2 separate regions of the Homo sapiens genome follow, and region 2 is linked to region 1. Evidence: chromatin loops called from intact Hi-C (ENCODE). Cell type or tissue: PC-3. All regions are shown on one strand. Links, peaks and the distances in the headings refer to the core of each region. The heading gives the core; the rest is flanking DNA. Region 1 has its middle 74 kb from the start of GLUD2. Region 2 has its middle 4.4 kb from the start of GLUD2.

The links. Hi-C counts contacts between places; a loop is a spot of excess contacts. Peaks named below come from ENCODE experiments on the same cell type or tissue, not always from the same donor. Only the 100,000 strongest peaks of a DNase experiment are listed, where the experiment ranks them.
Region 2: it touches region 1 in a loop (4-fold over the local background); 1 of 110 quality-filtered maps calls a loop at or near these places.

Annotation. Positions count from the first base shown.
Region 1 is chrX:121,120,189-121,123,108 of GRCh38, forward strand. No RefSeq gene overlaps it. Among named protein-coding and RNA genes, the nearest start is that of GLUD2, 74 kb to the left of the region's middle. In PC-3, for the core only: no CTCF peak of the experiment used is centred there; DNase peaks (open chromatin) are centred at 1,203 and 1,773; H3K4me3 peaks cover 300 bases; H3K27ac peaks cover 2,500 bases.
Region 2 is chrX:121,050,563-121,053,482 of GRCh38, forward strand. No RefSeq gene overlaps it. Among named protein-coding and RNA genes, the nearest start is that of GLUD2, 4.4 kb to the left of the region's middle. In PC-3, for the core only: no CTCF peak of the experiment used is centred there; a DNase peak (open chromatin) is centred at 1,749; H3K27ac peaks cover 933 bases.

The sequences.
Region 1 (2,920 bases), core at 263-2,762:
ATGCATTTTTCACAAAATTTTTGAGGGCCCCGGCCAGGTTCAGTGCCTCACACTAGCACTTTGGAAGGCCGAGGAGAGTGGATCGCCTGAGGTCAGGAGTTCAAGACCAGCCTGGCCAACATGGCGAAACCCCGTCTCTATTAAAAGTACAAAAATTAGCTGGGCATGGTGGTGGGCGCTTGTAATCCCAGCTACTCAGGAGGCCGAGGCAGGAGAATTGCTTGGACCCGGAGGGTGGAGGTTGCAGTGAGCCAAGATCGTGCCACTTCACTCCATCCTGGGTGTAAGAGTGAAACTCCGTCTCGGAAAAAAAAAAATTTGAGGGCCCCTCATGTGTGCATATGCATATACACACAAATATATATATGCATGTATGTGCATATTATTTTGAAATCTCTATCTTTAGCTCCTATCTCTTTCCTGAGTATCATAACTCATCTCAAATGTCTCCTCAGCAGCTCAACTTGGATGTCCCACCTCAAACCTGGACTCATCTTTTTTCCACAATACCTCCTCTCTCTTATTTTTAGCATCTCTATGAAGGGTACCACCATCCACAGAACTGCTTACATCAGAAATGTGGGAGTTATTATTTACTGCTCTCTTTTATCTCCACAATAGATCTCTTACCAAGTTCTATTGATTCTACCTCTAATGGTATCCTGAGGGTGGAGTGGGTTGTGGAGAGTGAGGAGTGATTGTTAATAGGTGCAGGGTTTCTTTAGGAGATGATGAAATAATTCTGAAATTAGATCATGGTGATGATTGCAAATCCTTGTAAATTTTCTAAAAAAAAACACTTTAAAAAGCTGAATTTTGTGACATGTGAACTACGTCTCAAAAAGCTATTTAAAAATTACTATATTTCAATAACTCTGAGATTTTGTCTTAGACCTGTCAGCAGGATGTAACCTTTTTTTTAAATACTATGTTTTAAAAAAACTGGTGAAAGAACATACTCCTGCTTATTTGATCTCCTGTTAATATCTGGCTGAGGTGGCCTCTGTCCTTCCCACTTCATTGTGTTCTCTGGTTGCTGGGCTGACTCATTTAATCAAAATAAAATCTTGGCCCAGTCACGATCATTTTTCTATCTTCATCTTAATAATAATGATAATAAAAATATTTTATATTTATTGCAGGTTTGCCATGTGCCAAGTACATTTTTCAGTTAACCCTTACAAAAATCTAATGAGTCAGGTACTATTACTATCTCTTTTATCCAAATAAGGAAATTTGCTCATAAAGGTTAAGTGATTTCCTAAGATCAAGCAGATATAAATAAGTGATGGAGCCAATATTGAAACCGAGGTCTATCTGACGTCAATGTCCCCACATTCTCCTTCTTTCTTCCTCCTCCTTCCCCTAGGCCTCCTCTTCCCCTCTCTTCACATATATTAGCTTTTTCATAACACAAAGAAGAAAACAAATAAATAAAACACTCATAATTCACCTCCTAAATAACCCCTGTTAGCATAAAAAGGGCAATATATGTAGAAAGTTTGAAAGAAAGTTGAAAATCCAGATAGCGCAGAAAAGTACAAAGTGCAAAAGAGAAATTTTCTCTGTCCCCCCTCAAATATCTCTTCCCAACGTGTACCACTGTTAGGAGTTTCTAGTAGTTTCTTCCAACATCCATTTTTTCTTTTTTATTTCTAATTAGTATTCCATGGTATGGATATACCACAAGTTTGTTTAATCATTCATCCTCTGAAGGGCATCTGGCATGATTCAGTTTGTGGCCATTACAAATAAAGCTGCTATTAACATTTGTGTACAGATTCATAAGTTTTCATTTCTCTGGGAAAAATGCCCAGGAGTGCAATTGCTAGGTCATCTGGAAGTAGCACGGTTAGATTTTTTTTTTTTTTTGAAACAGAGTTTCGCTCTGTAGCCCAGGCTAGTGTGCAGTGGCGCAATCTCGGCTCACTGCAAGCTCCGCCTCCTGGGTTCACGCAGTTCTCCTGCCTCAGCCTCCCGAGTAGCTGGGACTACAGGCGCCCGCCACCGTGCCCAGCTAATTTTTTTGTATTTTTAGTAGAGATGGGGTTCCACCGTGTTAGCCAGGATGGTCTCCATCTCCTGACCTCGTGATCCACCCGCCTCGGCCTCCCAGAGTGCTGGGATTACAGGCGTGAGCCACTGTGCCTGGCCTAGCATGGTTAGATTTTTAAGGAACTGCCAAGCTTTTGCAGAATAGAGCTACCATATTGTGAGATTATTACCTCATTTTTTTTGAAAAGCACATGAATAGTATTTCAGTTTTCATAAAATTGAGTTTCTTCATATGTATACATTCTTTAACCATTTAATGTTCCCGCAAGCAATGTATGAGTCATCCAGTTTCTTCACATCCTCTCTAGCATTTGTTGTTGTCATTATTTTTCATTTTAGCTATTCTCAGAGGTGTATAGTGATATTTTGTGGTTTTGTTTTGGATGTCTCTGATAGCTAATGATGCTGAGCATATTTTCATGTGCTTATTTGCGATCCGTATATCCTTTTTGGGGAAATGTCATTTGTCTGTTTTCTAACTGGATTGTTTCCATTGATTGACTGATTGATTGATTGTTGGAGTCTCGCTCTGTCACCCAGGCTGGAGTGCAGCAGCACGATCTCGGCTCACTGCAACCTCCGCCTCCCGGGTTCAAGCTATTCTCCTGCCTCAGCCTCCCAAGTAGCTGTGATTACACGTGCCTGCCACCATGCCTGGCTAATTTTTTGTATTTTTAGTAGAGATGAGGTTTCACCATGGCTAGACTGGTTTCAAACTCCTGACCTCAAGTGATCCACCTGCCTTGGATTCCCAAAGTGAGCCACTGCGCCTGGCCTCCTTTTATATTTTTACTGTAGAGCTTTGAGAATTCTTTGTATATTCTAGATACTTCTACTCCATTATCAGATATGTCCAATTTCTCTA
Region 2 (2,920 bases), core at 210-2,709, 70 kb before region 1:
GCTTAACCTGGTGATAAAAGCAGTTATTAAAAGTCTACATTTTTTTTTAAAAAAAGAATAGAACAAATAATGGGAGCATTGGGTTGACCTTTGCAAATTATCTAGTTTTATTTACCTATTTTACACAGGAGAAGACTGAGAGAAGGGAGGAGTAGCTTGCTGTAGTTCAGACAGCAACTTATTTCAAAGCTGGTGCTAAAACCTAGAGTGAACTGGTACTTCTCCATTTCTGAAGGAAATGCAGAAGAAACAGAAGCAGAAAGACAACATTTTGGCCTGGACATATTTAACTTAAAGATGACTCCATTTTTGAACTTTATTTCTTGGAATAGAGTATCTTCTAAATTTAAACTGATCCAACTTTCACAAAATTGGGCAGTTAGAAGTCACAGAGGGAATTAGCAGCTGTTGTTATAAGAAAAAGCAAAGGGATTGTTGCCAGACTTCATAAATCTTGGCATATTTGAGAAAAATGTCCCAATTTGTTACATATGCTCATTCATGTGTGTAAACCTTTGGTTATAGTGCTTTGTCAATATAAATATGTTTTACATTATAAATTGGTCTGAGTGCTGGATTTCATGTTTATTATCCCTTAGAACCCCACTTTCTTTTGCTCTTCTTCTCGGGCTTTCTTTGCTTTATTTCTCCCACTCTTTTCTTCTTTTTTTTAGTGTACAAGCAGTGAAGGGTGCAGATCATGGATAGAGCTTTCAAGAAGTTTGTTCTAGTTCTTCTCCTGAAACTGGACCTCCCTCCTAGCTTGGTAACAACTACCTTATGGTCTCCACCTTGGACAGAGGTTTTTTGTTTGTTTGTTTGTTTGTTTTTGTTTTTTTTTTTGAGACGTAGTCTTGCCCTGTCACCTAGGCTGGAGTGCAATGGCGCCATCTCAGCTCACTGCAACCTCTGCCTCCCGGGTTCAAGCGATTCTCCTGCCTCAGCCTCCTGAGTAGCTGGGATTACAGGCGCACGCCACCATGCCGGCTAATTTTTGTATTTTTAGTAGAGACAGGGTTTCACCATGTTGGGCAGGCTGGTCTCGAACTCCTGACCTCATGATCCACCTGCCTCGGCCTCCCAAAGTGCTGGGATTACAGGCGTGAGCCACCATGCCTGGCTGGCCAGAGTTTTAAGAGCAAATCATATAAACTATTCTTCAGTGTAATAGAAAAGTAAATGGTATTTTTTTTTTTTTTTTAAAAAGGGAAACCAGGAAAAAGCAGTTTGAAGCCCAAAGTGAGGAAGTAACACAGCAATTCTCAAAGCTGGCTAGGTAGGGACTTTTTTCATATAGAAATAATCAGTAAACAGGCTGGGCGCGGTGGCTCATGCCTGTAATCCCAGCACTTTGGGAGGCTGAGGTGGGTGGATCCCTAGGTCAGGAGTTCAAGATCAATCTGGTCAAGATGGTGAAACCCCGTCTGTACTAAAAATACAAAAAAAAAACAAAAAAAAACTAGCTGGGCATGGTGGTGGGCGCCTGTAATCCCAGCTACTCAGGAGGCTGAGGCAGAGAATTGCTTAAACCCAGGAGGCGGAACTCCATCTCAAAAAAAAAAAAATCAGTAAACAGAAGTATATGTCCTGAAAAAGTAGTGTACAAGCATAAAGACATCATTAGTTAAACACTGGTTTATTCACTCAGGTTTTAGCACAATCAACTTCTCTGAGAAATTGGGAGATTTCAATGAGAGATTTCAGTAAGGACCGTGTTTGCTCTGTAAATGGACTCATCTCCGAGTTGCTTGCTCTGTGTCACAGTCATACCCCATAAAGAGTGAGTCAACAGGCATGCTGAAGCAGCAACAGACCAATGAGAAAAGGGAAGAAATCTGGGATTTAAGGGGCATGGAAAGATCCTGAAATATTTTTTCTATTGGTCTTTCCTAGCATAAGAAACATCAATTGTTAATCATTCCTTTGGTCTAGGCAGTACTTTTAAAACTTATTTTTAACCAGATAAATGGTTTGATTTGTCAAATGAAATCTTGTATGGAAACCCAATGTAGAAAACAGATGAAAACAGAGCTTCTCTGGCTGAAGCATCTCCACAAATCACAATTTGGAAAACATTCAGCTAAGGCATTGATGACTCCTTTGAAATGCATACTACCTGGGAAGTAGAACATACTAAGAACACTTTTGGGAAAATTAAGTAAGTCACATGTTAAAATACTGTATTAGCTTCTGGGAACTGTACTTTAAGCAGGACATAGAAAACCTGAGACTCATCCAGAGTAGGATTTCCAGGTTTCAGTGTTTCGTAGAGCAAGTGAAATTTGAAGTCAGAAGACTTTAATTCAAGTTTTGCCCCTGCTGTTTAGCACTTATGTGACCTTAGACAATTAGTCTCTGTGAGACGCAGCTTCCTTATCTGTACAATGGGGGTAATAATATCAATATCTAACAGGATTTTGAGGATTGAAAATAAATAATTAACTTTATCAAATGTAAAGTGCTGTATAATTTTTAATTTACTGATGAGTCTGGAAAACATGTGAGATGAGCCAAAAAGTGAAGGAACCAGATATATTTTAAGGAATAAAGATTTCTGGACACATGTGATAATTATCTTTGAAAATTTTAAGGTCTGATATGTGGAAAAATTAAGTTTGCTTTGTTTGTTCCTGATGGCACTGTGACCAATGTGTGGATGTGTCATGAGGGAGCATATTGGCTCAACATAAGAAAGGATTTTATAATTTCAAATAAAAGGGAGCACCACGAGTTATAGAAAACCTTGTCGTTGTAATTTTAGAGAGATTGCTGGGAGTCTACCTATTTGGGTTGCAGAATAAAGCATTTCTGCATTGAACAAGATGTAGTGACTTCAAAAGCCTGAGATTATTAATCCTCTTTTCCTTCTCCTTTTATTATATATCTTACAATTTTTTGACTGCTCAGTATCTATCCCTTC